Regions from separate parts of the Homo sapiens genome. Here region 1 is linked to region 2. A link is a loop called in an ENCODE intact Hi-C map of the cell type or tissue named here. Cell type or tissue: heart right ventricle. All regions are shown on one strand. Links, peaks and the distances in the headings refer to the core of each region. The heading gives the core; the rest is flanking DNA. Region 1 has its middle 250 kb from the start of MIR4305. Region 2 has its middle 140 kb from the start of MIR4305.

Region 1 (5,388 bases), core at 156-5,155, 110 kb after region 2:
AAACTGGAGACTTGAATTTTTAAGTTTGAGAAATTTTCTTGTATAATTACTTTCTTGCATAACTTTTAATGAAATTCACCTTAAGGTGAGTGGATATGGACCTTGCTCTTTATTTGAGGGGCTCCTAAATGTCAGCATGCAGTGGAGGTCTTTGTTCTGGGTCACGCAGTTTCTCAAGAGACAAATTATTTAATCTCTTACCTGGAAGGCTTCAGTGTTCAGGCTGGCTGCTGATATTCTGAGACCAGAGAAGGGAAAGAAAAAGATTAAGGGCTTCACCATTCAGATTACAGATTTTCATTTACCTCCTTCTCATTCTCTTTTTTTCTCTATAGCGGTACCTGGAGCCCTCAAGTCTCCATCTCAGAGCCTTATTAACATTTTCTGGGGAAACTCCTCTGGTATCCTGAAGAGTTATGGTCACCTGGGTGCAGGTGTACAGCACATTCTGGAAGTTCTATGGCTCTGTTCACTGATTTTGACTAATGCTATTTCCAGCCCTGTACTTCACTCCCACCTTCTGTGGCACCAGGGGCCTCCAGTCCTGAGCCTTTCAGGGCTCTGCCGTCAAATTAGTACATCTTTTGCCAGTACTTAGCTGGTAGTTTCCTCCCTTCTGCTCCTTCACTGACTTTCTGTGTTTCAAAAAATTGCTGAAATCTTTCATGCACTCTACCTTTCTCTTGGTCCTTGTGAAATATAACTTTAAAAAATCAAAGTTCTTTGTTATTCTGTTAGTGGGGTTCAGGAGGGATTTCGAAAATAAGAGACAGTTTGCCATGTATAGCTGGAACTCTAATCAGTACTTTTCAAAAATGTTCTCTATTAGGGCCCTAAAATTTCTACTTCAATAGAAGATTGATGAGGAGGGAGATTGTGGAGTTTCAGTACAATGAATCTCTAACAATGCTTTAACCAGCATAGTTTTGTTTCATCAGTTTTGTGTAATGAGCTTCATGCAAGAAGTCTTTGAACAAGAAGTTCTGAAGCTAAAAATTATCTGAAAACTACTAGTGAAGATAATCTTGCACTTACATTTCCAATGTTAATGTTTGATGACTATATAATTTACTTATTCATTCAACAAAGAGTTATTGAGTTTCTTCTACTCTATGGCAAGTACTGGGCTAGGCACTGATGTTCTTTTACTTGGTATAAACAGATTTAATAAAAATGTTGCTTTGTATTGACAGATATTTTATTGTAATCACATATCTCACTTATTTGAAACACTACATAGATTAAATAAATTCAAGTGATTCCGACTAATTAGTATCCTACTTGAAGAGCAGACATCAGAATATTCCTTCAGCCTACTTCTCCAAATAATGACCTGGGGGACAAGAATGTCTTCTTTGCTTTGAGGTAAAAAGTAATGAAAACATTATGGTTTTTCTCTTTAAAACTTTCCCTCTAATTTGTATTCAAGTAACAACATAACCTTGATTTAGTTCAAATGATATAGCTGCTTGATCATTTGGGAACTGATTTTGCTTTAAGTTATATATTACCTCAATTTCAGATGAAGAAAAACAATTTTTAAATGTGCAGCTGGAAAATTACTCAGTTGGTAAGTGACGGCATCAGTCTTCCCCAGGTGGCACTTTCTCCAGTGCTCCCTAACTCCACAGATGGTATCACCCAGTGTCCCCAGGTTCTTACTTTGCTAGGGCTGCCATAACTAAGTACCACAAACTAACTGGCTTGAATGATAGAAATGTATTGTCTCACAGTCCCGGAGACTAGAAGCCAGAGATGAAGGGTTCAGTGGGGTTGATTCCTTCTGAGGAATGGAAGGGAGGGCCTGTTTCATGCCTCTGCCATAGCTTCTGGTGGTTTGCTAGAATCTTTGGGGCTACCTGGCATGTTGAGCGTCACCCTGATGTCTGCCCACATCTTCACATGGTGTTCTCCTTGTGTGCACGTCTGTCTTCAGATTTTCCCTTTCTATAAGGACACAGTCATATTGCAATAGAGCCCACCACAATGACCTCATTTTAACTTGATTACCTCTGTAAAAACCCTGTCTCTAAATAAGGTCACTTCTGAGGCACCATGGGTTAGGATTTCAACATATGCATTTTGTGGGGGGGACACAAGTCAACCCGTGACACTCAGAAAGTCGAGTATCATTCCTGATACTTCCCCATCTTTCTCTCCTCTCCACTTCTAATCGATCAGCGTATTCTGCCAACTTTACCTTAAATACACGTTGGATCTTGGTATTTCTCGCTATTCTTCCCCTGACCATTTTCATTCTTTCTCCCGAACTAAGGTAGTAACTTCCTCACTGGTCCCCTGCCTCCACTTTAGGTTTCTCTTAATCCATTTTCCATATGCAAGCCAGAGATCTTCCAAAAGTGCATATTTGATTATATCTCTCCTCTTCTTACAAAATTCAATGACTTCCCATTGCCTAAGGATAAACACAAAACTCCTTTATGTGGCTTACACACAATTTGGCTCCTGCCTCCCTCTCCAGCCTTGTCTCTATTTTATTTCTCTAGAGCTCTGAGCTAAGTCCAAACAGGAACTTCTTTCAGTTCCTTGATTACACCATGCTGTTGCCTCTAGGCTTTGAACACGCTGTTCTCAGTCTGGAACACTCCTCCAAACTTGATTCCCCAGACGCTTACTCATATTTTAGGTCTCAACTTTCATGTTGACTAGCTTCTGGAAGGCCAGCCCTCTACAGTGGGCTGACTGGTACCCCCAAAAAAGATATATCCACATCTTTACCTCTGGAACTTGTAAATGTTACCTTATTTGGGAAAAAAGTTCTCTGCAAATGTAATTAAGCTAAGGATCTTGAATGAAGAAATTCTCCTGGATTATCCAAGTGGACCTTAAATCCAATGACAAATGTCCTCATAAGAGGTACATAAAGGAGAAGGCCTACAGAGGAGAAGGCCACATGAAGACAGAGGAAGAGATTGGAGTGATGTGGCCACAGACAAAGAAACCAGCAACCGCCAGAGGCTAGAAGACATAAGGAATCCAGATTCTCCCCAGAGCCTCTGGAGACAGTATAATCTTACCAATTCCTTGATTTCAAGCCTCCAGAACCATGAGAGAATAAATTTCTGTTGGTTAAGCCACCAAACTTGTAGTAATTTGTTATGGCAGCCCTAGGAAACTGGCAGAGCTTGTGTTCTTATACCAGGTGTCGTCTCTGGTTGTATGTGTCCATAGGCCCCTGTGAGTCCTCTTTCCTAAGAGTCATCACTCTCTGTTGTTTGGGATTTGGTCTGACCCAGCAGCTATGAGTGCTGGGAAGGCAGGACATGCCTTGTTACTGGCTGCATCCGCAAGGATTAACCCAGTGCCTATGGCATATCATAGGTGCTAATATTTAATACTGACAATGGTAATGATAATTTTTCTTGAATAACTAAAATAACTAAGTAATTATTCAATCAATGTTTCAGTTTAGGTACTATCCAAATGGTACAGATATGAAAAAAGAATCAGAGGTCTGGCACCTGTGAAGAGTACATAGTTCTGACCTTCCTAGTGTCTTTAAGAAACTTGCAGTCTTCATAGTAGACAGAATGAACATATATAGGAAGATACGTGAAAAGCTGACCCCCCACCAAATCAACACCATCCTCCAAAGTGGAAAGAAATACAGTGTAATCTAGTTTTGCATGTATTCTAACTGGTCTTCTTATCAGAACATTGGTCGGCATTTATTTTTTATGTAACACCTTATTGTTTAAAGTTGTTAAACAGGAGTGACATGGTCTTTCACCTAGAAAAGTTTATAGTATAATGAGAGAAAATGAGAACAATAGTTTTTCTTTTCTTATAGACGTACAATCAGAAATATATGAGCAGATATGTGCTGTTCAAAACTAGAGGAGAACTAACAATGATAGGAATAATAATAAGCAAATTCACAAGTTGCAGCCCTTTTACATCCCATTCTTACTCACTATCATTACTTGGTCCTTTATTTTATGTCCAGCATCTTTCCCTTCAGAAACTTCTCCTCCCAAAAGACCTGTTGAGCAATCAATCCCATGACTCTACCTCTTCAGCCACAGGGGAGGCTGAACAGAGCACTCTTGCTCCTGGACATAATTAGTTCAATGGTGAGCACATGTTTCAAGTAAGATCAATCAGATTTATTTTCAGAGATTCCTATGGGTATCATGACAGAGAGGTGCTTTTATTATTTTCTTTTTCTTCTGAGATTACTTGCTCTAAAGATGACACAATCTAAACTGCTTTTGGCCATCATGGCCAGCATATGGGGAGAGCTGCCTGAGAAGAAAGCCAACGAAGAAAAAAACAAGCCAGGAAATGGGGAGAGAGAAAAAAAATCTTGCTGATGTTGTTTAATCCACTGGATCAAGGAATGACTGTACCTCAACCTGATCTTGAGCTATCCCTATCCTTAGATCATGATACAAACTATGAAAGAATCAGGGTAATGTGAAAGACAGAGTGGAATGCCACAGAGATGGCTAGATGCTCTTCAAAAATTAATGTTCCCCTTCCATGGTATAGAGTTGTCACTGGGTGGCAGTGATTGTTCATTAGAGACTAGATTTCCCAGCCTCTGGCATCCATATGGAGACATGTGGTTTGCTTTTGCAAATGAAATGATGGTGGGAATGAAGTCCCTTTAGAGCTGAAGGAATGAATGTGCCTTCTCAACCCTTCCTTGCCCTCTTGTTGGCTGGACTCAGAGGACTCCCGTGGTCTTAAATTCAAAGAATTAAAAGAACTAATCAAATCTGGTTAATGGTGTTAACAATTAAATGACCTATCAAACCATGTACCTATTACCTGAATACCAAGCATCAAAACTTCACTTGCCGGATCTGGGAGCTGTTGCTCATTGACAAAGTCAACTCGATCTTGGTCAATTGAATTCTCAGGGCCTTGGTTTCATCATACAGGAGATTTTCTTCAAGCTTCCTGACTCCATCATCTAGTCACCCTGTTGAAACTTTTGCAATGATAAGGTTATGAAGCTGTGAGATATTTGAGTCATGACTTTGAATTGGAGTCATAGAGCAAAGTGCTTGGGCCTCTGTAGCTTTTAAACTTAACTGTCTGATGGTTGCTTTAAAATCTTAATTACATTATATTGTCAATAAAGCCACCTCTGTTTGGCCTTTGTTGTCCTAGTATTTTTATCCTTTCTTCCAAGTTTATAGAAGTTTGAAATTTAAGCTAAAATGATTAGAAGCTGTAACTGCATCCAGGAGGCTCGGAGAATATTTGAACTTGCAGTTACGAATTAACCAGTTAGTCCAAAAAAAATACATTTTTGATTATTTTAAGATAACAATAATTCTATTATTTTGATTTGGAAACTTGAGGTTCAAGGAAACCTTACATAACCTATGTAAAATCAGAGGCTGAGCCCACACACTG
Region 2 (5,388 bases), core at 199-5,198:
TGGAAGTAAAACACGTAAGAACTGAATTGAAAAACTCACTAGAGAGGTTCAACAGCTGACTCAAACAAACAGAAGGAATCAGCAAACATGAAGTCAAATCTTTTGAAATTATCAAGTCTGAGGAGCAAAAAGAATGAAGACAAGTGAATAGGGCCTATGAGACTTATGAGACACCATCAAACAGACCAACACAGGATTGTAAAAATTGCGGAAGGAGAAGAAAGAGAGGGAAAGGGGGAGATAGATTATTTGAGGAAATAATGGCTGAAAGCGTCCCAAATTAGGAGAAAGGCATGGCTATGTTATCCAAGAAGCTCAATGAACGCTAAGTGGGATAAACCCAAAGAGACCCACAATGAGACACACTATAATCAAATTGTCAAAAGCAAATGACAGAGAAGTTTGAAAGCAGCAAGAGAAAAGTGATGTTCACCATGTACAAGGAAGCCTCAGTAAGATTATCAGTCGATTTCTTAGCAGAAACCTTAAAGGCCAGAAGGAATAACATTATATATTTAAACTGCTGGAGTGAAAAAAAATCAACGAAGGATTTTGTGTAGGGCAAAACTGTCTTTCAAAAATGAAGGAAGGCCAGGCAAGGTGGCTCACACCTGTAATCCAAGCACTTTGGGAGGCCCAGGCAGGTGGATAACTTGAGGTCAGGAGTTTGAGACCAGCCTGGCATACATGGTGAAACCCTGTCTCTACTAAAATTACAAAAAAAATTAGCCAGGTGTGGCGGCCACACCCGTAGTCCCAGCTACTTGGGAGGCTGAGGCACGAGACTCACTTGAACCCAGGGAGAGGAGGTTGCAGTGAGCCAAGATCATGCCACTGCACTCTAGCCTGGGTGACACAGAGAGAATCTGTCTCAGAAAAAAAAAAAAAGAAGGAAGAATTAATATATTCCCAAACAAAAGCTGAACGCATTCATTACCATAGACTTGTCCAACCAGAAATGCCAAAAATGGGTTATTTAAGTTGAAATGAAAAAACACTAGACAGAAACTTAAAGCCATACAAAAATATGACATTCTTCAGTAAAAGTAAATACATGGATAAATAGAAAACAACAGTATTATTGTAATTTTTGTTTATAACTAATTTTTTTATTTTATACAGAATTTAAGAGATAAGTATGTAATAAATAATTATAAATCTATGTTAATGAGCATAACATAGTATTATAAAGATATGATTTGTGACATTAGTCACATGAAGTGGGGGCATAGCCTCTGAGTACTGTTTTTGTATTTGATTAAAATTTCATTAGTTGGGAATCTCCAGAGAAACAGAACCAAAGGGAAATTAAAGACAGATAGATAGAGACAGAAAGAGAGAGAGAGAGAGAGACAGAGGGTAAATATAAAAGGAGATTTATTATCAGAAGTTGGCACCCATGATTATGAAGGCTGAGAACTGCAGACCTGCTGTCTGCAAGTTGGAAACTCAGGAAACCTTGTAGTGTAATTCCAGCCCAAGTCCAAAGGCCTAAAAATCAGGGGAGCTGATGGTGTAAATCCTAAACCAATGGCAGGAGACTGACATTGTCAGAAGATGTACAAACAAGAGTGACTGTATCTTGAGCAAGGGCTGTGTAAAATGAGGCTGAGACCTGCTGGACCGCATTCCCAGACAGTTAAGGCATTCTTAGTTACAGGATGAGATAAAAGGTCAGCATGAGATGCAGGTCAGACGGACCTTGCTGATAAAACAGATTGCAGTAAAGAAGCTGGCCAAAACCCACCAAAACCAAGATGGAGACAGGAGTAACCTCTGGTTGTCCTGGCTACTACACTCCCACCAGCGCCATGACAGTTTACAAATGCCATGGCAGCATCAGGAAGTTACCCTATATGGTCTAAAAAGGGGAGGCATAAATAATCCACTCCTTGTTTCGCATATAACCAAGAAATAACCATAAAAATGGGCAACTAGCAGCCCTTGGGGCTGCTCTGTCTATGGAGTAGTCATTCTTTCATTCCTTTACTTTCCTAATAAACTTGCTTTCACTTTATGAACTTGCCCTGAATTCTTTATTGTGCGAGATCCAAGAACACTCTCTTGGGGTCTGGATTGGGACCCCTTTCTGGTAACAATGTCTCAGCTCAAGCAGGCAGACAAGAAAAAGGAGCAAATTGATCCTTCCTTCACCTTTTGTTCTATTCAGATCTTCAGTGGATTGGATGAGGCCCACCCACACTGGGAAGGCCATCTACTTTACTGAGTCCACTGATTCAAATGCTAATCTCACCCAGAAACACCCTCACAGACACACCCAGAAATAAGGTTTAATCTGGGCACTCAACAGTGCAGTCTAGTTGGCACAGCCTTGCATTCCAGGAATAAATCCCACTTGTTCATGGTGTATAATCCTTTTTATATGCCGTTGAATTCAGTTTGCTAGTATTTTATTGAGAATTTTTGCATGAATATTCATCAGGGATATTGGTCTGTAGTTCTCCTTCCTGGTAGTGCCTTTGTCTGGTTTTGGTTTCATGGTAATGCTGGACTCATAGAATGAATTAGGAAGTGTACCCTCCTCTTTAATTTTTTGAAAGAGTTTGAGAAGGATTGGTATAAACTATTCTCTAAATGTTTGGTAGAATTTGCCAGTGAAGCCATCTGCTCCTGAGTTTTCATTGTTTAGAGGTTTTTGATTACTGATGCAATCACCTTTTAGTTTAGGTCTATTCAGATTTTTCATTTCTTTATGATTCAGTCTTGGTAGGTTCTGTGTTTCTAGGAATTTGTTCATTTCACTAGGTTATCTAATTTGCTGACATATAATTGTTACTTCCTTATAATTTTTTTATTTTTGTAAAATCAGTCATAATGTCCCCTCTTTCATTTCTGATTTTAGTTATTTGAGACTTCTCTCCTTTTTTCTTAGTCATTCTAGCTAAAGGTCTATCAATTGTGACCTTTCATTCAGCATATGAAAATCAGTCAATGTAACACACCATATTAATAGAATGAAAAACAACAGCATATGATCCTCTCGATGCATAAGAAGCATGTGACAAAATTCAATATTCTTTCATGATAAAAACACTCAGGAAGTGAAGAATAGAAGAAAACTACCTCAATATAATAAACGCTATATGTGAAAAACTCACAGCTAACATCATACTCAATTGTGAAAGACTGAAAGCTTTTCCTCCAAGATCAGGAACAAGGCAAGCATGCCTGCGTTCACCACTTTCATCACTTTCAATATAGTCCTGAATGTCCTAGCCAGAACAATTAGGCAATAAAAGGAAATTAAAAATTCATTTTCACTTTGGAAGGAAGAAGTAAAAGTAGCTCTGTTCACAGAACATATGATCTCACATGTCACACACACACACACACACGCAATGATTATAGCTGATACATTCAGCAAAGTTGTAGGATACAAAATCAACACACAAAAATAAGTTGCATTTTTATGCGCTAACAATGAATAATCCAAATAGGAAATTTAAAAACAATTCTATTTATTATAGCATCAAAAGAATAAAATGCTGGAATAAACTTAACCGCGGAGGTGAAAGACTGGTGTCGCAGGAAAAGGGTCCTAATCCAGAGCCCAAGAGAGGCTTCTTGGATCTCACAAAAGAAAGAATTCAGGGTGAGTCCATAGAGTAAAGTGAAAACAAGGTTATTAAGAAAGTAAAGGAATTTAAAAAACGGCTACTCCATAGACAGAGCAGCCCATTTTTATGGTTATTTCTTGATTATATGCTAAACAAGGGGGTGGATTATTCATGCCTCCCCTTTCTAGACCACAGAGGGTAACTTCCTGATGTTGCCATGGCATTTGTAAACCGTCATGGCTCTGGTGGGAGTGTAATAGTGAGGACAATCACAGGTCACTCTCATTGCCATCTTTGTTTTGGTGGGCTTTGGCCAGCTCCTTTACTGCAAACTGTTGTATCAGCAAGGTCTCTATGACCTGTATCTTGTGCTGACCTTTAATCTCATCCTGTTAGTTAGAATGCCTTAACCATCTGGAAATGCAGTATGTCTCAGCCTCATTTTACCCAGCTCCTATTCAACATGGAGTTGCTCTGGTTCACATGCCTCTGAGAAAAGGACATTATCAACAGAGTGAAAAAGTAACCCACAGAATGGGAGAAAATATTAGCAAATTTTGTATCTGATAAGGGATTATTATCCAGAATATGTAAGGAATTCATACAACTCAACAACAACAAAACAAACAACCCAATTGAAAAATGGGCATAGGACCTGACCTGGATAGACATCTCTCCAAATAAGATATACAAATGGCCAATAAGCATATGAAAAAATGCTCAATATCATGAATCATTAGGGAAACGCAAATGAAAAGTACAATAAGATGCCACTTCACACCCATTAGGTTGCTTATTATCAAGAAAACAGAAAATAAGAAGTGTTGGCAAGCATGTGGAGAAATTGGAACCCTTGTATATTGCTGGTGGGAATGTAAAATGGTGGAGCTGTTGTAGATAATAGCATGGTGATTTCTCAAAAAATTAAACATGGAATTACCATATGACCCAGCAATTCTACTTCTAGTGTATACCCAAAAGAATTGAAATTGGGGACTGGAACAGATACTTCTACACCGATGTTCACTGCAGCATTATTCACAATAGCTAAAAGCTGGAAACAACCCAAATGTCCATCAATGGATGAATGGATAAGCAAAATGTGGTATCTACATACAATGAAATATTAGCCTAAAAAAAGAAACATGGATGAACTTCAAGAACATTATGCTAAGTGAAATAAGCCAGTCATAAAAAGACAAATATCATATGATTATACCTCTGATATCTGGTACCTAAAGTATTCAAAATTATCAAGACAGAAAGTAGAATAGTGGTTGCCCTGGGCTGGGAGGAGGTGGAATGAAAAGTTAGTCTTTAACAGACAGAAAGTTTCAGTTGGAGGAGATGGAAAAGTTCTGGCAATGGCATTAATGGTTGCCTAACAATATGAAAGTACTTAATGCCACTAAACTGTACACTTAAAAATAGTTAAAATGGTACATTTTATGCTATACACTTAACCACAATAAAAAGATAGTAATACCAGAAAAAATCACATAAAAAAGTCAGATGGCCCATTAATTTTCTTTTTTTCCTGGAAATCTCCCTGGGGCCCACCTTCTCTCTCTCTAATCTGGATGCACTCATCTCCAGCAACCCAGTGGCCATCCAGGACCCTCCCTTCCCAGCTCCATTGTTGGAGCCACAGCTTCCTTAATTTATTGCTTGATTTATTCCCTGGTTTTGGTGGATAATACTCTCTATAAAAGGGTGTGTGACATGTTTATAGCAGCACAATTTGCAATTGCAAATATGCCACTGCACTTTTGTGCATTTATGGAACTACCCCAAATGCCCATCAATGACC

What was found. A loop is a pair of places that touch in the nucleus more often than their neighbours do. Peaks named below come from ENCODE experiments on the same cell type or tissue, not always from the same donor. Only the 100,000 strongest peaks of a DNase experiment are listed, where the experiment ranks them.
Region 1: it touches region 2 in a loop (2.3-fold over the local background); 3 of 110 quality-filtered maps call a loop at or near these places.

Annotation. Positions count from the first base shown.
Region 1 is chr13:39,911,582-39,916,969 of GRCh38, forward strand. No RefSeq gene overlaps it. Among named protein-coding and RNA genes, the nearest start is that of MIR4305, 250 kb to the left of the region's middle. In heart right ventricle, for the core only: no CTCF peak of the experiment used is centred there; a DNase peak (open chromatin) is centred at 2,540.
Region 2 is chr13:39,801,775-39,807,162 of GRCh38, forward strand. No RefSeq gene overlaps it. Among named protein-coding and RNA genes, the nearest start is that of MIR4305, 140 kb to the left of the region's middle. RefSeq lists an enhancer at 1,893-2,509. In heart right ventricle, for the core only: no CTCF peak of the experiment used is centred there; no DNase peak of the experiment used is centred there.